Regions from separate parts of the Homo sapiens genome. Here region 1 is linked to region 2. Evidence: read pairs that join two places in POLR2A ChIA-PET (ENCODE). Cell type or tissue: MCF 10A. All regions are shown on one strand. Links, peaks and the distances in the headings refer to the core of each region. The heading gives the core; the rest is flanking DNA.

Evidence for each region. ChIA-PET counts read pairs that join two places held together with the same protein. Peaks named below come from ENCODE experiments on the same cell type or tissue, not always from the same donor. Only the 100,000 strongest peaks of a DNase experiment are listed, where the experiment ranks them.
Region 1: POLR2A ChIA-PET joins it to region 2 with 11 read pairs; 21 of 35 experiments call an interaction of 5 or more read pairs at or near these places.

Annotation. Positions count from the first base shown.
Region 1 is chr20:50,814,895-50,822,894 of GRCh38, forward strand. It overlaps BCAS4 (breast carcinoma amplified sequence 4), which reads left to right. Exons shown (of 5, transcript NM_198799.4): 2 at 3,317-3,388. Among named protein-coding and RNA genes, the nearest start is that of BCAS4, 24 kb to the left of the region's middle. RefSeq lists enhancers at 151-200, 261-430, 3,832-3,881, 3,892-3,941, 4,429-4,478 and 2 more. In MCF 10A, for the core only: a CTCF peak has its summit at 3,651 (motif pointing right); a DNase peak (open chromatin) is centred at 3,687.
Region 2 is chr20:50,906,103-50,922,177 of GRCh38, forward strand. All of the region lies in intron 2 of ADNP (activity dependent neuroprotector homeobox), which reads right to left. It also overlaps the pseudogene PSMD10P1. Among named protein-coding and RNA genes, the nearest start is that of ADNP-AS1, 17 kb to the right of the region's middle. RefSeq lists a silencer at 5,876-6,035. In MCF 10A, for the core only: no CTCF peak of the experiment used is centred there; DNase peaks (open chromatin) are centred at 8,049 and 10,359.

The sequences.
Region 1 (8,000 bases), core at 1-8,000, 94 kb before region 2:
GCCAGGAGCTTGAGACCAGCCTGGGCAACATAGTGAGACCCCTGTCTCTGCAAAAATTAAAATACAAAAAAAGAGAGAAAGCGAGCTATGGAATGCAACCCCTTATCACGCACCTATTGTGTGTCAGCACTCTGTTAAATCAGTTAGCCACATCTATGATGTCAGGTTAACCTCCTGACCATTCTGCCAAACGGGCCTGATGGTTCCTGTCACAGGGGATCCAGTGGCAGTGAAATGCAGAGGTTAAGCCATTGGGTTCCAGCTGCATGGCTGGCAGAGGGTAAGGTGAACCCAGAAGTGCCGTGACCACGCCGTGCCCTTCCTGAGCAGGCCAGGATGGGTTGCAATGCACTTCCTACAAGCACAGTGCTGCAGAAACATCTTGGGAAGGAGGCATCCCACCCCGCTGGGGCATGGGCTTCCGTGGCCTCCCATGCAGGTTGTGTGTTCTTAAGCATGTCTGGACCCGTGTCTGCGTTGTGTGCACCTGCACTCCCAGGATCTCTCCATCACCCGCTGTGCCCCACTCCTCTCTTTCTCTTTCTCTTTCTTTCCCCTGGACCAGAAAGAACAACCAATCTTCTCCTCTAACCACAGTGACCTCTTGGCTCCATCCTTTCTCCCTTAGTGCGATAATGACATTTTCTCATTGTAATTTAATTTTGGGGTTGGGTGGGGGAATGATCTTTCTTTTTCCCCGTCTTCTCTCCCCTCTCCCCGACTGAGGCACAGAAATAGTCCCAGCTGTGAGATGAAGGTTGCAGAGTTTAAAATTGCAACTTGGTACTATTTATACTCCAGCCTGAAAGATGTTTTTTTGTGCAGTCGTTTATTTTGTTGTGGTGGAGATGGCTCATGCTGGAAGCAGCAGGAACTGGTGCTGTATAAACAGTTCTCTGGGGACAAGTGGGTGGTGAGGGAGCCTTCAGGTGCAGGGGGCAGGGACTAGGCCTGCCCAGAAACTCTGAGCACGCCTCCCTGGAGCAGGACGGTGTGGCCTGGTAGGGAAAGCAGATCATGTGCTTGGCGAACTTTCTTCCTGAATGCTGGCCATTACAAAAATAACAACAGAAACTGGTATTTTAGAAGTCATAAAAGTAGTAGATAACTTGAGGGGGAAAAAAAACCTAATTTTTCTTTTTTGTTTTTGAAGACAGATCTTGCTCTGTCTCCCAGGCTGGAGTACAGTGGCACAATCTTGGCTCACCGCAACCTCCTCCTTCTGGGTTCAAGCAGTCCTCCTGCCTCAGCCTCCTGAGTAGCTGGGACTACAGACGCGTGCCACCACGTCTGGTTAAATTTTGTATTTTTAGTAGAGACGGGGTTTCGCCATGTTGGTCAGGCTGGTCTCGAACTCCTGACCTCAGGTGATCTGCCCACCTTGGCCTCCCAAAGTGTTGGGATTACAGGCGTGAGCCACTACGCCTGGCCAAACCGCTAATTATTTCCCTAATTTTTACACAAGTGCATGAAGCAGTTGTACACTGGCAGGCCCTCTGCACGTTCGTTATTGGCTTAATTTGTGAAGCATTAAAGGGTTTTTTAAATGTGTTCCAATGTTTAAACATTGGGGCATTTCCTATCAAATTAGGATTTCTGGCTTCTCTTGGAAAATGGAAAGATCTGGCAGCTCCGGGCCTGCATTTCCTGATGGCAGCTAGTGGCCAGCAGCTGGAGGACTGGATGAGCACCTCTCAGATCACAAGCCTGATGGCCTGTTTCACTCATTTATGTTAATGTCCAGCCTGATGACTGGGTTTTATTTCTTCTTCTTTTTTTAAAGACAAGTTCTCACTCTGTCGCCCAGCCTGGAGTGCAGTGGTGCGATCACTGCTTACTGCAGCCTCAGCCTCCTGGGTAGCTGGGACTACAGACATGCACCACCATGCCTGGCTAATTTTTTTTTTTTTTTTTTTTTTTTTTTTTTTGAGACGGAATCTCGCTCTGTCGCCCAGGCTGGAGTGCAGTGGTGTGACCTTGGCTCACTGCAGCCTCCGCCTCCCGGGTTCAAGCGATTCTCTTGCCTCAGCCTACTGAGTAGCTGGGACTACAGGTGTGTGCCACCACACCCGGCTAATTTTTGTATTTTTAGTAGAGATGGGGTCACCACATTGTCCAGAATGGTGTCGATCTCCTGACCTCGTGATCTGCCCGCCTCAGCCTCCCAAAGTGCTGGGATTACAGGCGTGAGCCAGTGCACCTGGGCTAATTTTTTTTTTTTTTTAAAGGGATGGAGTCTCACCATGTTGCCCAGACTGGTCTCGAATTCCTGGACTTAAGTGATCTTCCTGCCTCGGCCTCCCAAAATGTTGGGATTACAGGCATAAGCCACTGCTCCCGGCCATGGACCCTTTACATAACATAAAAAATTCAAGTTTCCCTTGTCAGAGTCCCTTTCCCAACTCCTCCTGCCCAGGGCTAAGTAAGCCCTGTTAATAGGGTTTCCAAAGAAACTATGGGATGCCCGGTTGAATTTGAATTTCAGATAAACAACAAATTTTTTAAGTATAAGCACATCTCTTAACTATTAGCAGTCTGGCACATATCATTCCAGGCCTTTCTCTGTGAAGACATGTACTTTTTTTTGAGACGGAGTCTCGCTCTGTTGCCCAGGCTAGAGTGCAGTGGTGCAATCTTGGCTCACTGCAGCCTCCGCCTCCTAGGTTCAAGCGATTCTCCTGCCTCAGCCTCGGAGTAGCTGTGACTACAGGCACACGCCACCATGCCCGGCTAATTTTTGTATTTTGAGTAGAGACGGGGTTCTGCCATGTTGGTCAGGCTGGTCTCAAACTCCTGACCTCAGGTGATCCGCCCGCCTCACACATTTTTTTTGGTATGGTTTGTATCTGACACCGTCTGCAGCTTGCTTTTCCTCTCCGGGGTATCACCGGGGCCACTGTGTTTATTAGAGCAGGCTGTGAGGTTGTGGACTCCATCTGGATTAGGATCCTTGCCCCGCTGTTTGTTAACTGTGTGATCTTGAGCAGGTTACCCCACCTCTCTGAGCCTCCGTGTCCTCATCTGTACAACGTGGAGGATACGGGTAGCTTTGTTATTTCCTGTATTTGTTGATCTTGTCTCTTTTGAAAGCTGCATAGAATGGAGAGGCCGTGGTGGCTTTAACCAGTCCTCCGTGATGGGCGCCAGGACTGCTGCCTGTTTATTGCTCTTTCAAAGGAGGCAGTGGAAGGGGGTCGAGCAGGAACCGGGCACATAATCCTAAGACTTAGTTTGCTTTAAAAAAAAAAAAAAAATGAAGGGTGTTTGTCTCCCTGGAAACCACTTGCTAATCTCCAGGATATCGTCTCTTTTTCAGGCGAAGGAGGTGGAGGAGACCATCGAGGGCATGCTCCTCAGGCTGGAAGAGTTTTGCAGCCTGGCTGACCTGGTGAGTGGCTGCCTGGAAGGCGTGGGTTTAGGCCCAGGCCAGACTTCAGGCCCTTGCTGGAGTTTTCTGCGGAAGCCATTTTGGTGGTGAGTTAGCAACCAGGAGGAATGGGGCAGCGGCCAGCGCTGAGAGGAAAGCCACGTGCAAACACTCCCTCCTCTCTCTCTCTCTCGCTCTCTCTCTCTCACTCAACCCCAAGTGCTTCCTGAGGCGGCCATCTTGATCTCGTCCTTCCCTCGAGATGGTTTTTATTCCGCAGAGGAGCCAGGAGTGGACCACAAGGTGGCACTCTCGGGCACCGATGCAGGGAGCCGTTCAGCGGGGACGCTAGACTATATTTAACTTTCCTCAGCTCTGCACCGTCCCCTGTGCAAACATGGAGACAGCCAGGAAATGGCTTCAGGCCTGCGAGGCCTAGGAGGAGCCTCTTGCCCAGGCCACAGCCCGTGGTGGAGTTGGGCATCGAGTTCCTTCCTGAATCCTTCTGTTCTCTCTGCTTTTACCTCCTACTCTGTCTGGTTGGCCCAAATCTACTAGCCTGGCTGAGGAGGAAGATGGAAGACAATGGCCCAGAAGACAAAGCCTCCCACGCCAGAGTCTCTAGAAATCGCCTCTAGAGGCTGGGTGCAGTGGCTCACACCTGTAATCCCAGCACTTTGGGAGGCCAAAGCGGGCAGATCACTTGAGGTCAGGAGTTCAAGACCAGCCTGACCAACATGGTGAAACCCTGCCTCTACCAAAAATACAAAAATTAGCCGGGTGTGGTGGCAGGCGCCTGTAATCTTAGCTACTCAGGAGGCTGAGGCAGGAGAATTGCTTGAACCCGGAAGGTGGAGGTTGCAGTGAGCTGAGATTGCGCCACTGCACTCCAGCCTGGGTGATAGATCAAGATTGTGTCTCAAAAAAAAAAGAAAAGAAAAAGAAATTGCTTCTAGATCCCAGTGTTCCTAGGATTGCTGCCAGCCAGGTGTGGAGCCCCCAGGAGTGCTGATAGAATTTTCTAGAAGCTCCCAAGCTTATTAGAGGCAAACCAGTAACCTGGGCTTGAGGTGTCTGCCTGGAGGCCCAAAGGGTAGAGCTCCATATTGTGACCAGGCCCTGTGTCTCCCCAGAGTGGAGGAAGCCTGGCCACCTGGGCCCAGTGGTGTGCGTTTATGTCCCTGAGAAGCACCGTGTCCGGACCCTGAGAGTGTTTGTGAGAACCCAAGGGAGTAACAGTAACAGCAGCCCCAGATGTTCATTGAACGCCTTTCTTTGTGCCCGGCACAAAGCCACCCTAGACAGCAGGCACTGAGTCATCCCTACCTATTCAGCGGACCTCGGCCCAGCCTCTAGGGTCACAGCAGAAATCCCAAGAGGACCTATATGGTTTCTTCTCTTGAGTCAATTTTTACGTTCAGATGTGGGTCCAGGTGGGAGCTAGGTAACAAGACAGGCTTTTAACAGCCTGGATTGTCCTTTCTTTACCACCACGCATTGGACTCTTTCTTTCTCTTTCTGTCTTTGTCTTTCTGTCTTTCCGTCTTTCTGTCTTTCCGTCTTTCCCTCCGTCCCTCCCTTCCTTCCTTCCTTTCTTCCTTCCTTTCGAGATAGAGTCTCGCTCTGTCCCCCAGGCTGGAGTGCCGTGATGCAATCTCGGCTCACTGCAACCTCTGCCTCCCGGGTTCAAGTGATTCTCCTGCCTCAGCCTCCTGAGTAGCTGGGATTACAAGCATGCACCACCATGCCTGGCTAATTTTTGTATTTTTAGTAGAGACAGCATGTTGACCAGGCTGGTCTTGAACTGCTGGCCTTAAGTGATCCTCCCGCCTCGGCCTCCCAAAGTGCTGGGATTGATTATAGGCGTGAGCCACCATGCCCGGCTGCATTGGGCACTTTCTCATGAATGGGCCCCGTCATAAACTTGAGTATGCAAAGAGAGTTCAGTCCATCTCCATTCCCATCAAGCCCCAGTGTATGTGGGGAGACTGATTTGGGTATCAGTTGGTGCCGTCCCATGCTACAGTGCTGTTGTCAAGGTAAGGTCAAGGTGTGAAGGGATTCCAGAGCCAGGGGTGCTAAGTCCTGCCTAGGAAATTGGGAAGGCTTCGTATAACAGGTGGTGATGAATCTGGGGCTGTAAGGAGAAATAGAGAATTCAACAGATGGGGAAGGAGTGCATTCAGGCAGAGGGACCAGCCTGTGCAAAGGCGGGGAGGCCAGGGATGTGGTATGGCTGGGCACTGGGTGAAGGATCGTGGTTGCGGGCAGGGAAGGCAGGTCGGGAGGATGGTGTGGATGGATGCTCCAGGGACACCTTTGTTTTCAAATCCCATCCCGTCATCCACATGGGCATTCTGCGCAAGGAGACCCAGCATCAGCCTGAAGAGGGCTGGGGGCAGAAGTCCATGTGGACAGGCGGAGAGACCCATGTGGCCCAGCCCTGAAAAACCATCACAGCTTCCTGTGGTGGGAAGTGTGTGTGTCTGTGTTGCCAGGAGACTCAAGATTGCAGGCAGCATCAGGCAGGTCCTCCTAACTCGAAGCCTGGAGATGCTTCATGGAAAGATTTAATCCTGAGGCCACACACAGATGACCCACAGGTCCAATCCTGCCTGCAGATAATTTGATGTTTCTGGGGGGGAAAAAAGCAGGCATTAGCTTGTGACATTTTTAGAATTTCATGTGAAAAATCTAGAGTTCCGGCTTCTCTCAGAAAAGCAAAGATCTGGCCCTCCTGGGGTACTCATTCCTACCTTGCAAGCATCGGCCGCCATGTCACGTGGCAAGCAAGCGACCACCTGCTGTGGGCAGCAAGCGTGCTTTCCAGCTTGATACAGTGCTGGCTGCTCCCGGGGAGCCTTCCTGACTCCACAGCCGCCACGTGCTTGTGTATTTTTGATAGATGATGTTTCTCTGTTCTTTTGACCCTACTGAAAGTGGGAAAGTAAAGCCAGACCAAGAGGATCCCATGTTCCAAGAAATGGAAGAGAACATGCATCCTTTTGGAAGCAAAGACTCTTCCCATGTGTCTGTGTTGACAGAATGTGCCCAGCCAGTTCTGCAAATATGTGACGCTTGTGGGACCCCTGGGGGTGTTTGAGCTTACAGCCCCTGCATGGGCACGCTGTGCCAATGCCATTTATATTCTAGAAATCCTCTTGGCCCCTAGAGGTTCATGCTTGGCTTACCTGGTATGTCTGCTGTGTGCTGTGGGGCTACATGACTACAGAGAGAGGTGTCCGGTGATCAGCCCTAGCTTGGGGCCTCTTTTTTCTCTTTAAGAGCTGCTTTGAAATCCAAGTTAGGGATGAGTAGGGTCCTCTAGGAGCAGGTGATGTCACACCACGGACCACTGTCCCCCCAGGTCCCTGCCTCGGTCTTCAGAAACACTGTTTGATCAATTTACAGGTCCGAGAGAAGGCAGGCCCTGGGCTGCACGGTTTAGAGAGAAGCCACTTCCTTTCAGATAAAATTAGGCTGTTAGAAATCAAAGTCCAGCTTCCCGTCTGCTCTATTAGTTCTTCCATTAGCCTGTCTTGATCACTCTCTGTCACTGAAATTCACCCCTCTGTTCTGGGACCTCTTTTAACATTTGATATAATGCCAATTGTTGGCACTTCACTTTCTGATTCCTTCTACTGTGGGGCCATGGACATGTCACGTTACCTCTCAGAACATTTATTTTTTCCTCCGTAAAATGAAAATAATGGTTCTGATTATCTATTGCTGTGTCAAACTACCCGAAAATTTGGTGATGTAAAACAACCACCCATTTATTTTGTGGGCTAGAGCAGGGCACAGAGGACTCAGCTCATTTGAGTCGAAGCTGGCTCCTTCATCACTTGTCTGGTACCTGGGCTGGGCTGGTTGGGGCTGGTTGGGGCTGGTTGGTGTAACTTGCCCCGTGCACGCTCTCCACGTGGCTGGCGTGGGCTTCCTCGTAGCATGGCTGTTTGACCTCCCCAGAGCAAGCAGTCCAGTGGGCAGGAAGGAAGCTGCCACATGTCTTGAGGCCTAAGTATGGAAACTGACACAGTGTCACTTCTGTTGTAGTTTATTGGTCAAAGCAGTTACACAGCCCAGCCAGAATCAGGGGAGAGAAACTGTATTCTACCCCTTCATGGAAGGAATTAAGGAGTTTGTAGCTGTCCTTAATCCACTACAAATAGTTTCCATCTCCAAAGAGTTACTGTAAGGAATAGATGAGGCAGAGATGTGTGCTTTACACCCACTAGAATGGCTAGATCTTAAAAACCACCAAAATACCAAGTGTTGGCAAGGATGTAGAGCAACGAAGCTCTCATACATTGCTGGTAGAAATGCAAAAAAAACTACAGCCACTTTGGAAAACAGCTTGGCAGTTTCTTACAGGTTTTTTTTTTTTTTTTGGAGACACAGTCTCACTCTGTTGCCCAGGCTGTAGTGCAGTGGCGCTATCTCAGCTCATTGCAACCTCTGCCTCCTGGGTTCAAGCGATTCTCGTGCCCCAGCAGCTGGGATTACAGGTGCCCACCACCACGCCTGGCTAATTTTTGTATTTTTAGTAGAGATGGGGTTTCACCATGTTGGCCAGGCTGGTCTCGAACTCCTGACCTCAAGTGATCCACCCGCCTCAGCCATCCAAAGTGCT
Region 2 (16,075 bases), core at 3,176-11,175:
TCGGGAGGCTGAGGCAGGAGAATCGCTTGAACCCGGGAGGCAGAGGTTGCAGTGAGCCAAGATCGCACCACTGCACTCCAGCATGGCGAGAGCGAGATTCCATCTCAAAAACAGACAAACAAAAAACACATACAGTTACTACAAACCAGGTCTTTTAGAGAGAAGCACATGTTAGAAAAATATTTCAGAAATACAGAAAAGTGTCACAGGCTAATTCTGAAGAAACCAGGTATTAAAATGGATGCCCACAGATACCTAAGACTGGGAAGAGACATCTTGTTTCTCTGTTCATTTCATAAACTCTCTATGGGCCAAAATTCAGTTCTTTGGGAACTTCCTGAGTTAACTCTGCTTCACACTTCATAACAGATGTGTCCAGAAGCCAGCCATTAATGGTTTCCCTGCCTCCTGGATGAGTGGCTCAACAATCTCAGAAAAACAAAGACATAAAGATTTGGAAATGCAGCCACCACTGGGGTCATTAGTCTATAGAAAACATAAAAAAGAATCAAGCGGCAGCTTGGGGGAAAGAAAAACCCATTCTTCTAAGTGCCTACCCACAGCTTAAAAAGTCGGTTTAAGACATTAAGATGAAGCATCTCACTGCCTGGTAGGTATTTTTTTCTGAAAAAGTGAGTATGCCCATAAGGGAACTTAGTTGTAAGAAACTTGTAATTTATAAAAAGCGGTATTTCAGCCACAGAGTTGGTGTTGGGTTTACTTATCTATTTTGAATTTAAAAGGCTTATAAATAAAGCAGTGACACTGCTTACTGGGAAATGCTGTACCAAAAAATGTTATCTTGCTGTAGGCTTGGCAACTAGGAGAAATCTGTATTTTTTTTTTGAGACAGGGTTCCAGTTTTTTTTTTTTGTTTTTTTTTTTGAGACAGTCTCGCTCTGTCACCCAGGCTGGAGTGCAGTGTCACGATCTTGGCTCACTGCAAGCTCCGCCTCCCAGGTTCACACCATACTCCTGCCTCAGCCTCCTGAGTAGCTGGGACTACAGGCGCCACCACCATGCCCAGCTAATTTTTTGTATTTTTAGTAGAGATGGGGTTTCACCGTTTAGCCAGGATGGTCTTGATCTGACCTCGTGATCCGCCCATCTTGTGATCCGCCCATCTCAGCCTCCCAAAGTGCTGGGATTACAGCCACCGCGCCCGGCATTTTTTTTTTTTGAGACGGAGTTTTGCTCTTGTTGCCCAGGCTGGAGTGCAATGGCACAAATCTTGGCTCACTGCAACCTCTGCCTCCCAGGCTCAAGCAATTCTCCTTCCTCAACCTCCTGAGTAGCTGGGACTACAGGCGCGTACCACCACATCGTGCTAATTTTTGTATTTTTAATAGAGACAGGGCTTCACCATGTTGGCCAGGCTGGTCTCAAACTCCTGACCTCAGGTGATCCACCTGCCTCAGCCTCCCAAAGTGCTGGGATTACAGGCGTGCACCACCATGCCTGGCCAGGAATGTATGTTCATGTTAACTCACGTTAACGCCTGGCCAGGGTTCCACTTTTCATCCAGGCTGGAGTGTAGTGGTGTAATCATAGCTCACTGCAGCCTTGACTTCCTGGGCACAAGTGATCTTCCCACCTCAGCCCCACCAGCTGGGACTACAGGTGCACACTACCTAGACGCCTGGCTATATTTTGTGTGTGTGTGTGTGTTTTTTTTTGTAGAGATGGGGTGTTGCCATGTTGCCCAAGCTGGTCCTGAACTCCTGAGCTCAAGTGATCTGCTGGCTTTGGCCTCCCAAAGTGCTGGGATTACAGGTGTGCACCACCATGCCTGGCCAGGAATGTATGTTCACATTAACTCAGAACATTCTACAACTTTCAGTGTAAAGATTATAATGCTCTTCATATGCGTATTTCTGACATTCCTAATAACCTTGGAAATTCCATAATCTCCCTTTCTCCAGAACAAAGTGTGCCCTCCATGCATTTGTTCATGGAGATCATTTCTCTAAGATTTTCTCCATTTGCAGCTGAAGTAACAGTCATATACACTGGCACCTTCAAAAGCATTTGCAAAGATTTTTCTGTTTTTTTTTTTTTTTTTTTTGCTTTAAATACTTTTCTCAGTAGATAAAACAAGCACACAATTCAGAAATATAAGCAAAGAAGGCTTCCTTCTCACTCTTATCCCTCCAGCCACGCAGCTCCCCATCCCAGAAGGGGCCACTGTTACCCTTTCTTGTGAGTGTTTTGAACTATAACAAGCCAAACAATTCTTTGGAAAAAAGTTTCAACCAAACTCTATCAGTCAATCATTATGGGTGATAAGAAAAAGAAGAGAAGGACCCTATGTTTCTTTGCAGCTACTGCTTGCTGTTAAGAAACATAAGTTCAAATCAATAGCTGGCTCCAGGGTTCATTAATGTTATCTAGGCTGGGCGCGGTGGCTCATGCCTGTAATCCCAGCACTTTGGGAGGCCAAGGCGGGCGAGTCACGAGGTCAGGAGATCGAGACCATCCTGGCTAACATGGTGAAACCCCGTCTCTACTAAAAATACAAAAAATTAGCTAGGCGTGGTGGTGGGCACCTGTAGTCCCAGCTACTTGGGAGGCTGAGATAGGAGAATGGTGTGAACCCAGGAGGCAGAGCTTGCAGTGAGCTGAGATCGAGCCACTGCACTCCAGCCTGGGCGACAGAGTGAGACTCTGTCTGCAAAAAAAGAAAAAAAAAGTTATCTATTTGATTCTCCTTTATAAATGTGGACAAGGGATCCATACTTAAGTAACTGAGGGGTGGGAACAGAATAGATAAGAAATTGTCTCTGCCTGAAATTCAAGGCCCTTTCCTCACTTTCGAATGCAAAGAGAGCTAAAAACTAAAATACAGGTAATTATTACTCTTAGGGAGAAAGAAACCTTAACACTAATGCCAAAAATTGTCCCAGAGATGGGTTTTGACATGCAGAAGGATAGCTAATCCCTTCTCTTTTGCCTCATTAGGATGGCCATTAAAAAAAAAAAAAAAATTTGCCAGCCATGGTGGCTCACGCCTATAATCCCAGCACTTTGGGAGGCCGAGGCGGGCGGAACACCTGAGGTCAGGAGAGTAGCCTGACCAACATGGAGAAACCCCGTCTCTGCTAAAAATACAAAATTAGCTGGGCATGGTGGCACATGTCTGTAATCCTACTACTAGGAAGGCTGAGGCAGGAGAATCGCTTGAACTCCAGAGGCGGAGGTTGTGGTGAGCCGAAATTGCACCACTGCACTCCAGCCTGTGGGCGACAAGAGTAAAACTGTCTCAAAAAAAAAAAAAAAAAAAAAAAAAAAAAAGAAATCAGATGAGCATCATTATTCCAACACCAAGGAGAACTAGCTCCCTTCAGCCGAACCTTTCAGCTCATGACATAAAAAAAGAAAAATATCCAATTTAACAAACCTATATATTGTTCATCTGTTAGACAATCATTTTCAGAGCACTTGCACTTAGCCACTCAACTGTGCTAGGAATAGAGAGATGAGTAAGACATGGTTCTTCTTCCCCTTCAACAGTCCATTTCTTCCAGCTTAGAATACACATAGCCAGCCCTCAATCAGTAGGGTTTAGACACCTGTTTTTGCCTGCCCAGCCTCCTCTTGGAAACGCCTCTGCCACGATTGATGGAAGACAGAAAGTCACTTTTCCAGCAGAGCAGAGTACACATGACTCAGTTTGACTAGTTAAGAATATTTCATCTATGTAAGATAATGACCAGTAGAGTTGGACATGTCCCCCGAACAGGGATGACGTGACGCTGAAAAGGAGAGTTGAGACCTGCCATCACATGAAGGAAGCAAAGGGAACAATTCCTATTGATATTGTTTAAGGTCCTCAATCCAGCTGTGCCCGAAGAACAGCACTTCCCTATGCCAGCCTTTTCCAATATATAAACACACACATTATCGTTTCTGCCTAAGCTAAGTTCTTGTCACCCACAACCAAAAGTCTTGACAGACCCACTGGGCAGGCGGACACAGAAGAGAAAGTGAATAAATAAGAGGGAAGATAGGGTATTTATGCAAAATAATTACACTTGTGAACTGAGTCTAGTAGAAAGAACAGGAGTTTGAAAGATGAAAGTTACTCTAAAAAATGCTTTGACTCTGATTTCATGAAGTAAAAAAACAAAAAACACTATATGAGAAGAGTTAAACACCCTAAATTCTAGAATTCAGAGAAAGCTCAATGACCTATTAATAACAGAATTAACATTTGCAAGTATTTTATTTACGACTGAAAGTAACTAGGTGTGGGTGCAATGTCTCACACCCATAATCCCAGCATGTTAGAGGGCCGAGTTCAAGACCAGACTGAGCAACACAGCAAGACCTATGTTTCTATAAGAAAGCATGGGTGTGGACCTGTGGTCCTAGATATACAGGCGGCTGAGGTGGGAGGATCACTTGAGCCCAGGAGTTCAAGACTGCAGTGGGCAATGATCGTGCCACTGCACTCCAGCCTGGGTGACAGAGTAAGGCCCTGCCTCTAAATAAATAGAGAGTAACTAGCTTTTTGGTAAGCACATGCCATCTGATGAACTACATGTAAACATTCAATTATTATTATTTTTGAGAAAGGGTCTCACTCTGTGTTACCCAGGCTGGAGTGCAGTGGTATGATCACAGCTCACTGCAGCCTCAATTCTCCAGGCTCAAGCAATCCTTCTGCCTCAGCCTCGCAAGTAGATGAGACTAGAGGTATGCGCCACCACATTCAGCTAATTTTTTAAAAAAATTTAATAGGGGTCCTCCCTATGCTGCCCAGGCTGGTCTCCAACTCTTGAGCTCAAGTGATCTTCCCACCTCGGCCCCGCAAAGTGTTGGGATTACAGGTATGGGCCACCGTGCCCAGCCAACGTTCAATTCTGGAGACTAACACTGTTGAGTGAACTAGCCATACTCATTCCTATTAGTCTTTGCAAATTATACCCACATCTACTGATTAGGGCCCAAACATTAACGTTTTACTAATCCAGGCCCATATCCTATTCATGTGCTTTCTTACAAAGCAAGAGTCAGACAGCTGGAATGAAAATCTAAGATTCATCTAGGCCCTAGGCTACAGATAAATTAAAACCATATGCATGATATTTGTATCTGTGCAGAAACTTTTTCAGTTTAAGTCCCATCTATTTTTGGTTTTGTTGCTTGTGCTTTTGAGGTCTTAGTCATGAATTCTTTGCCTAGACCAATGTCCATGAGAGTTTCCCCCAGGTTTCCCTAGTTTCAGGTCTCACTTTGAGTCTTTTTTCTATCTTGAGTTGATTTCCGCATACGGTGAGAGATAGGGGTCTAGTTTCATTCTTCTGCACTATGGCAATCCAATTTTCCTACCAACACTAACTGAAAAAGATGTCCTTGTACATTATTTGGGTGATGGATACACTAAAACCCAGATTTCTTTTCTTTTCTTTTTTTTTTTTTTGAGACAGTTTCACTCTTGTTGCCCAGGCTGGAGTGCAATGGCATCACCCAACAGATGACAGTCCCAGTTTAGCAGGCTCAAGGTAAAGTCTGCAGGATCTGGCACACCAAGAATTAGTGGAGCTTGTCTATGGTAGTTCTGCAGAGCTACCACATCAAGGATGGCACCATATAGTCTGTATTTTTACGGGCAGAAAAAAAGCAGAAAAGCATTTACTAGTATCATCTGAAAGAAAGACAAAACAAACAAAAAGATAAGCCTGTTTTAGATAAGCAAAAGACAACCCAGCTACCTCTGAACAGGCACAGATAAGCCAGAAGAAAAAGCTAGCCTCTAAGTCCAACTTGTCCAGATTACATTTTAAACTACTCCAAGTGAGGATCTAGTGTGTCATAGTGTGTCCTACTTTCCTTCAACTGCAGGTGTAAACTTTGCTACTTTATAATGTTCGGGAACCAAAACCTGAACATAACCCAAAGTGATGACTAATGTATCAGTTACACTAGTGAATGCAAAACTTTCATTTCCACTAAGAAAAGCATATCTAATATTGCACTGAGAGCTACACAAGGATCCTTACTTCTTCCTGGTTAACACCTAAACATAAGCTGCACTTAGCCTAAACTAGTGATTTTCAAACCTTATTTTTTTTGAGACGGAGTCTCCCTCTGTTACCCAGTGGCATAATCTCAGCTCACTGCAACCTCTGCCTCCCAGGTTCCAGCGATTCTCCCACCTCAGCCTCTCGAGTAGCTGGGATTACAGGCACGCGCCACCAGGCTGGGCTAATTTTTTTTATATTTTTAGCAGAGATGGGGTTTCAGCATGTTGGCCAGGCTGGTCTCGAACTCCTGACCTCAAGTGATCTGCCTGTCTTGGCCTCCCAAAGTGCTGGGATTACAGGTGTGAGCCACTGCGCCTAGCTTCAAACTTTTTATTTTTTAAAAGCTGTGAAACCCGTTTCCAAAGGAATCTTAGGTGAAATATAAAAAAGATAAAAACTAGAGGTGCTCAGGTTGAAAGAAAAAAAGGTTCCCTGCCCCCAAGTACCTCCACGAAATAGTTACTCATCTAAACTAAGCCCATGACGCAAATTTATGCAAAAGTGGCAGGTTACTGAAATGTAGAATCTGGGCCTAGTGGGCAATCAAACCAAAGCATGAAGTTTGATGGCTATAGCAGAATTCTGATAGTTTACTGAAAATCTTCACCAATTATTATTAGTCTGATCAAAGTATGAAGTGATAGGGAATCCACAGTAAACCTAAAGGATCAGAAAATAAAGTTCACACTGTGATTTTTAAAAAAACATTTCTACCCTAAAGTTGTAAAGAAAAACACAGTCTCTCTGGGATTATCTTTTACCTGGGGTTGGGAGAAGAGAAGAGTGTGGAATCAAGGGCTAGGAATGACGCTATTACTAGTGAAGAAAACGGCAGCTGTCAGGATGGGCGCCATGGCTCATGTCTGTAATCCCAGCAGTTTGGGAGGCCAAGGAGGGTGATCACTTGAGGCCAGGAATTCACGACCAGCCTGGCCAACATGGCGAAACCCCATCTCTACTAAAAATACAATAAAATTAGCTGGGCATGGTGGCACATACCTGTAATCCCAGCTATTTGGGAGGCTGAGGCCTGAGAATCGTTTGAACCTAGGAGGTGGGGATTGCAGTGAGCAGAGATCACGCCACTGCACTCCAACCTGGGCAAGAGTGAGACTCTGTCTCAAAAAAAAAAAAAAAAAAAAAAAAAAAAAAAAAAAAAAGGTATCTGTATTTTCTAAGTTAATAAAAATTAGGAAGACAATCAGGCTACTACAATATAAACAATTTCATTTTTTGATAACATCAACCCAAGTTACTATGTAAGAATTTCAGATCCTTGATATTTAAATTATTCCAATTGATGCTGATGCAAGAATTTTTATATATCTCTTATAACCCCCACTGGGGTTTAAGAGTAAGATTTTTGAAGTTTCCTTAAACCAATGATCTAACTAAAAAATGTTAAGTTATGCTGGCAATTTTCTAAGAGGGACAAGCATTTGACTCTCATGAACAGAATCAAAGCATCAGTTAACTGCTACCTGTGACGATAATTTTATTTATTTAAAGAACAGATTTTGTTATGTCTCTGTGGAAACATTTAGTACCTGTTAAGATAAAAACTAATCAGAAAGAAAACATCAATCCTGGGAAAGCAAAACAGACGGGTGTGTGTCTAAACTTATGGTCTGCAACTTGGCCTACAGAGGGAAGCTGGAGGAGGTGAAGGAGAGGATTCTGGCCAATAAACCCCTGGCTATGAGAACTGACCAGGACAGAAGTGCATTGCATTGGGCATGCTCAGCCATACATACATAAATTATTGAATTTTTGTTTCAACTTGGAGTGCCAGTGAATGATAAAGACTATGCGAGATTGGTCTCCTCTTCAGACTGCTGTTTGTGCTGGCCAGAATGAGACTGTAAAAGCCCTTCTGGGAAAAGGTGCTCAAGTGAATGCTGTCAATCAAAATGGCTCTACTCCCCTACATCATGCAGCTTCCAAAAACAGGCATGAGATTGCTCTCATGTTACTAGAAGGTGGGGCTAATCCAGATGGTAAGGATCATTATGAGGCTACAGCAAAGCACCAGGCCACAGCCAAGGGTAACTTCAAGATGATTCATATCCTTCTGTACTACAAAGCATCCACAATCATCCAAGACACTGAGGGTAACACTCCTCCACACTTAGTCTGTGATAAGAGTGGAAGAAGCAAAACTGCTGGTGTCCCAAGGAGCAATATTTACATAGAGAATAAAGAAGAAAAGAAACCCCACAAGTGGCCAAAGGTGCCCTGGGTTTAGTACTCAAGAGAATGGTAGAAGGTTAAACAGCTTGGATTTCTTCTTACTTTCTATGTTGTGATGCTGTCCCCAGTGTCCTGGAAACTAACATACTTGGGCACAGGACATCATCTACAAATGTTTTCTCACCTTCAAAGTCTTATAAACATGTTGACTATTGTTCCTGCTGAGGTTCTTATTCTAAACTTACGGCTTGCTTTCTGGGCACTGAGTAACTGCTGACTGTTCTACTGTTGTCACATATTCTTGTATACTGAATTTCGGCTAATTCTGAGTAAGTGATTCCGTGGCTGTTGTTAATCTTCAGCAACCTCCGAGCATGCACCTTGTATCAGTCTCTGAAATAGAATAGCTCCAATAGCAACAGGCTAGTCGTTCTGCTAGATGGTTCTAGGTGGACTCCGTGATGTTCCTCCATACAGTTAAACATCCTAACTTGTTTCTCAAGCTCACTCAGGCCTATGCCAGACAGTTGTTTTTTTCCCCAACCATGAGATTTTATTTTTGTGATAGGAGGAATATTTACGTATTTCAGTGGACCAAATTTTAAGTTGGGGGTTGTGCTAGAAAATAATGAAAAACAACTTCCCATGTACACGTGTATTTTTTTTTTGATGAGCTATTTGCCAAGATAAAACGTATGGTTTTTTAAAAAGGAAGTTTTAAAGTACCTATATCGAGTCAGCTTACATTGAAAAAATGTCAAGCTTGTTAAAATGATTATGTAACAAAATGTATTCTGATTTGTATTTCAGAAACTAAAAAATAAAATGTTGAAAGAAAAAAACATCATTCTTGTATTTGTGCATTTTCTTTCCTTCCTGCCTTTACCTCAGCAACATATTTAATACCTGTCTATATCACTCATTGAGTCAAAAACTGTGGTCACGGTAAAACCCTATTTCTTCTTATAGCCAATAAGCCCTTATTCTTCCTATTTTAGGATTTGCATCTGAAGTAGTGAACATACTTTATTTGCTTTACATGTGCCATTAAGCCCTACATTTAAATCAAACCAGTTGCAAAAAGGTTTATATATTTGCATTTTAAAAAATTAATCTTACACAGCTTTAAGATTGAGAGCCTACAGCCAGACTGGAAACAATCACCCCACTCAATCTTTTTCTAAAATACACCGCCCTGAACAGAGGTAGCTGATTTCCATTCTCCTATAAGCTTGGGCAAAAGAGCTTCCAGATGCCGGAAACTCTTCATAGAAAGGCAGCTCTGATGCCTCCTCCTTTTCCTCCCCTCCCTCCCCAATCCACAAAACACGTAATTCTGACTATCCAGGGGCAGAATGTTCTTCTGGATTAGCAGATAAAACTGTGCAGCAAGACAGAGGTAAGAAAATAAAGTTTAGTATCCTCTTTCCTTAAGTTTACTAGAAAATGTACAGTAGTACTGAGGCTAAAAAGGGGGGTGAGGGAATTAGAGAACCAGGAAGATAAGAAAGAAAACTACTTTGCAAATGATGACACACGTATGTACTGAAAGCTAAATCTGAATAATGAACATCAATTATATTGCCTAGGATAATCATATTATAACACTCTTAATAAAGATAAGCAGGCAGGAAATGTAACCAGTTTCTGTATTCTTCTATTCTTACTAACTTCATTGGACTTTTACTATTCTCCCAGTTTGATAATAAAAGATAACCAAATACAAAACTGCCTCCAAAAATAAACACTGATTTTCTTCAAGTTTTTAACTGTTATCAATTATTTATATTTTTTATAACTATTTCTTTAGTTAGGAGTGTAAATTTATGCAAGGCGAAAGATGGTATTTATCTAAATATAGCATTCTTTACAAAAACGTTTAGTCAAAGTAATATTTTTTGTCACCTTCCATCAACATGTGTGAATCCTTTCTACAAAAAAAAAGATGCTCTGAAAGATTGTTGCCTGATCACCTCAAGTAAGAGGGCGCACAAAATCCCATCAGGCAGCTCATTCCACACTGGACAGCTTCTGTTCACAAGTTTATGCTTTACAACGCTGTGTAACCTGCCCATAGCTCTCAGGCTATAAATTCCCTAGTCACATGACAGCCTTTCAAAACTTTAAGACACGCCCCTCTTCTCCCAGTTAACCAGGATCAGTTCTTCTCACCATTCCTTCCATGATCTCATAGGCCACTCTCCAAAGGATAAGCTCCAGCTTGTCAGTCTCCCTAGTTCCCTGGATAAACTGTTATTCGGATGTGACATATTCAGGAGATGGTCGAGTGAGACAACAATACTCTAATTCTGGACATTATTTTTCAATTAATGCTCCTGAAAAATACATTTGTGTCAGTGGCATCCACTTCATACATATGACATAAAAAATATTTTTAAAAATATGCAGTGCCTTTTCAGAATTAGCTTGTTCAGCTGATGAGGAAAAAGATAGTTTGGATGGAATCTAAGTAACAATCACCAGTCTTCAGGGTCTCCTCAACTGCAGGAACACAAGCATTCTGTTTCTGAAATGAGGGGGAAAAACAAAACAAAACCAAAAACTAAAAAACAAGTGTCCAGTGCAGGCCTTAGGAAAGTCAAAAGATTGAGATTCATCTTCCAAATCACACCATCAACAGAAATCTGTTATGAAAAAGCAGCACTCTCAATCACTGAAAGAACCTAGGAGCTGCCTAATCTAAACTCTTCTCATCCTACAAATTAGCAGCTGAGGTGAAGCAACTGCTTGCCCATGAGCGAGCTGGGTCTTGAAGCCACCCTCCAGACCTGAGATGCAGCACTCCTGTCACTACCCATGCAGACCAAACTCTATCTTTGGCATTCACTAAAAACAAACAGCAGCATGTTCCCTACGTACATCTGAAAGTGCCAGAACTTCAATACCCAAGGTTGAAATGGTCTTCAAAAATTAAAAGGCTCAGCCAAACCAGCTGAAGCAGCAACACAGAAATTAAGAATCTGTACGTATCTCAAGTCAGTCAGATGATTCCATCACATCCAGAGAAGAATTCAGCTCTAAGGACACTTGTCTTAAATCACTCTTACCATCACCATGGAGGCCAAGAGTCACTAGATAGTCACATTTGAAGAATCTCTTTCTATGCAAATCATAATGGTAATATCTTGTAAAATGAAAACCACAACCTTGGTATTCTTAAATAACAGGCCAGCTTTTCAAAAAACAGATGTATCCTATGTCTCCCCTTTATTATCTTCCCATTGTGAATACTCTAAGCATGTTCTTCTGAAAGTCCCTTGGGAAACTAGACGCTTCCTTTTTTTCAAAGGAGGGAGTTGGTAGGAGCCTGGTCTGTTCTCAACTACCTCCAGGCTCCAGTCAAACTGGGAGAACAGTAAAAGTCCAAAAAGTTACATAAGCAATTGGGAAGCGGGAACACAGGACCACACATAAACTCGTGTATCAATATTCTCAGCAGTATTATTCATAATACCCCCAAAATAGGAACAACTGAAATCAACTGATGATAAATGAAATGTGGTCATATCCACATAATGGGATATGATTGAACCATGAAAAAGAATAAAGTACCGACACATGTTCCAACATGAACCTTGAAAACATTATACTAAATGAATAAAATCAATCACAAAAGGCCAAATATTGTATGATTCCACTCATGAGGTACTTAGAATAAACAAATTCATAGCAACAGAAAAGTAAAATGGTGGTTGCCAGGGGCTGGGTAAAGGAAGAAAAGAGGAGTTATTGTTTAACAGGTATAGAGTTTCAGTTCTGCAAGATTAAAAAAGGCTAAAATGGTAAAGTTTATGTATACTTTACAACAATTAAAAATAAACACATTCTTTTTTTTTAAAGTGGCTACTGGGAAATTTAAGGCAGCAGTATTGATTAGGGAAGGAGACAAAGTCTGCTTATAATTTCAACAGCAGGGTGGTCTGGGTTCAAAATCAGGGGCATTTATCACTGATGGATCTCTTTACCAAAATGTGAATCTTAAGCATTTGTTAATATTACCCAGAAAAGGAGAGAACCTCTAGAACAAACCGTGGATGTAACACAGCATTTTGAAGGTCTATACAAATTTCCAGACCATTTTTGACACTATAATCATTTAATATGAGTGGTAATACATTAATGGAACCTAGGTGGCCCCAAAACCTTTAAGTACTTAAAGAAAAAAAAATGGTAGAGTGTTCACGTTATTGGCAAATCTGCTCCACTCCAAGAGGCCAGGAACAGGATATTATATTACTTTTGGCAATGAAGGCCCTGATTCACTCTGCCTTAACTAATAGATTTAGTACAGCTGGGTTACTTCAGTGAGACGTTCAACTACCTTGTTTTGCAAACTTGAGCATGTGGCAGTAGAGAAAAGATCTTCAGAGAATTCCCATGTGTTAAAATTTCAAATTACCTTCAGTTTCCGCTACAAAAGTAGAAGAACAAGAGGAGAGGTCCTGGGAAAAATGAAATGGAAAGCTTTTGAAAGGTAACAGAATGATGAAAAATTTAATTTTAGCACTTTAAGGAAGTTTTGTTTTCTCTCATGCTGGTGTAGTTCATTTATAGCAAACCAACAATCTAATGGTAAATAAACAGCCTGGTTCATCACATTACCTACCAATTATACAAAAATTATAATCACACTGTGACTTAAAAGTTTTATTTATTTTAAAAGTTCATCACAGGTGATTTCAGAGATTTAGTACAATATCACCTGAAATAGTTAACAGACACGGCTGGCATTTATGTCTACAAATTATTATCATTACATATTATCTTTCAGCACGTTCATTTTCCTGACCTCAATTGATGGACTAAACAGAACTCTTAAAATATGCAGCAGGACAAGGGTGCCATCTCACAGGTGTAGCTCACAGCTCCCAGCACTTTGGAAGGCTGAGGTGGGAGGATTGCTTGAGCCCAAGAGTTCAAGACCAGCCTGAAAAAATACATATATTTAAGTGTATATATATATATATATATATATATGTAAAAAGCCAGGTGTGATGGTGCATGCCTATAGTCCCAGCTACTTGGGAGGCTGAGGTGGGAGAATGGCTTGAGTTGCAGTGAGCTATGATGGTGCCACTATACTCCAGCCTGCGTTACAAAGGGAGACCCTGGAACTTTGGTTTTTTTCCCTGCTGTATCTCTATCATCTATGTCAATGACTAGAACAAAGCAGGCACTCAATAAATTCAGACAGAATGAATGAATCTCTGCCTAGAAAAGGCTTACAGATATGACATCCAATAAATATTTGCAGTAAAAGAGGCGATGTATCAGATGTGTCACAAACTAAATCCTAGGAGGCTTCATGTTTAGTTCATTCTCAGCAGGGAGGGTGGCAACAGCTGCTGAGTTGGGGCCATTAACTTAGGTGAAGAATCTGCATTTACTGCAAAAGACTTCTGGCGCAGTTCCAGAGGCCGGAAAGCAAGGTGTTCTAGGAACTTCTTGCTCAACTCCACTGAGTCAGAATGGTTGCTATGTCAAGCTTCTGAGTAACAAGGAACGACATGATTGGAAAGGCAGGGTGAGGATAGGATGGGGATCTTGAATGTGAAGCTGGAGTCTGCTGCCATGTCTGGTAGGCACCGAGGAGATGCTGCAGGTAACGAAGTACAGAAGGGACATGATTCTAATGGCACTTTAAGAGGATTAATCCAGGCCGGGTGTGGTGGCTCATGCCTGAAATCCCAGCACTTTGGGAGGCCAAGATGGGCAGATCACGAAGTCAGGAGCTCGAGACCAGCCTGGCGAATATGGTGAAACCCCATCTCTACTAAAAATACAAAAATTAGCCGGGCGTGGTGGTGTGCGCCTGTAATCCCAGCTACTCAGGACGCTGAGGCAGAAAAATTGCTTGAATCCGGGAGGCGGAGGTTGCAGTCACTGCACTCCAGCCTGGGCAACAGAGCGAGATTCCACCTCCAAAAAAAAAAAAAAAAAAAAAAGAAAGAAAGAAAGAAAAAGAAAGCAGTGGCTCATGCCTGCAATCCCAGCACTTTGGGAGGCCAAGGCAGACAGATCACTTGAGGTCAGGAGTTTGAGACAAGCCTGACCAACATGGTGAAACCCATCTCTACTAAAAATACAAACATGAGCTCGGTGTGGTGGCCAGCGCCTGTAATCCCAGCTACTCGGGAGGCTGAGGCAGGAGAATTTCTTGCGCCCAGGAGGCAGAGGTTGAGATCGCGCCACTGCACTCCAGCCTGGACTCCATTAAAAAAAAAAAAAAAGCCTGGAGGAAGTCAATTAAGTAAAAGAGTAGATACCAGACCTACCCAACCCTCAGAATTACCTGAGGGACCTTACACCCATGCCACATCTTCTCAATCTAAGAGGTCTGAGAAACCATCACTGCCTTAGGTATGAGATAATAGGATACTGGGGTAAGAGTAAAACGAGGGGAAAAGAAAAGGTTCACAGGTGAAGCTTATAGCCTAAGTCAAAATTTGTGCTAATAATACTATTTTCCTGGACAAAAACTTACCTATCAGCCATATGTAAAAAATTTGTACCTTATAACTTCAAACCTCCTTAACAAGAGGTAGGGTGACATAGCACAGTAAAGCTTTTCTTTGCTAGAAAATAAAGATGCAGTGGTCCACCCTACAGTTAGACAGATCTGTATTTAAATCCTTGCTCTGCCACTTACAAGCTTTGTGATCCTACACATGTTATTTAACCTCTAGAGGTCTGTTTTCTTATGGCATAAGCAGAAGGACACTATCTCATTGTTTTAATGGCAGAAGGATTAAATGAGATGATGCAAGTTAATGCTTAAGTCAGTTACCATTATCACCTTAAACCAGATGAGATACTAAAATAATCACTTTCAAAATTCTGAGTTCACACCAGGGCATAACCTCTCCAAAAAGCTCAAACTATTATGACTGAGAATCAGATGTGGTTGCCATAACAACATCTGTTCCTGTACACATTACAATGCATCATGCACAGTAGTGTTTTTATACAATATTTTACATCTGTGTGAGCCATTCATACTCAGGTTTGCATATTCTTAACAAGCTCAGTGACACTTAAAATATTTAGGCAACTGAACATCTGCAACTATCTTAAATAAACCCAGGTGACTTACAGTTATGTAGAAACATAAAGGTGTCATCTAGATTTTGCGTATCTTAAGTTTTAAAAAATATGTGGAGTCACTGGTCTTTTAGGAAGATTTTCAGACTACAAGACTGGTGCCCACAACTGGAAAACTGCTACTGTGTTGCTGCTTATCCTGATACTTTCCGTATTCAGATTTCAGGCAAGAATTCTAGCAGTGACCACCAGAATTTCCAGTACACCAGTAGAACCAGTTGTTTTCAGGCTGAACTCCTCTAAGAGTTTAAGATATGTATACAAACAGAGGGAAGATGATGCCTGAGGGACAAGGTGAAAGCTGGGCAGCCAGAGGTCTGGCCCCCCGACCCTTCATCAATTTAAGAGTTCACCTAAAATTGTATTTGAAAGCGGGGGAAGATGCCTCGGTACTTAAACAAGAAAAACAGACTGAGGATACTTTATAATATACCAATTTAGATTTAGGGAGAGTGTGAGGTGAGGAGCACTTCCCAGTTTACTTCACTCTAAACAGGTATTGCAGCAAGGCAGGGACACAGCATAAAGAGTGATTCTAGCACTCCACTGCCTACATAAGAACTCCACAGGCATACAGCCACTTGCTGTCGCTGTAAGTGGACAATCTGGCTTAAGATCAATGTGAAAAAGGGAAATAATTCACAAGTAGCCCTTAAGGGGTGCTTTAGGGGAAAACTCTCAAACTTTGTTTTTCCTCTGCCCTCACACCACACAGAAGTCGTGAAGTTGTCTTCTGT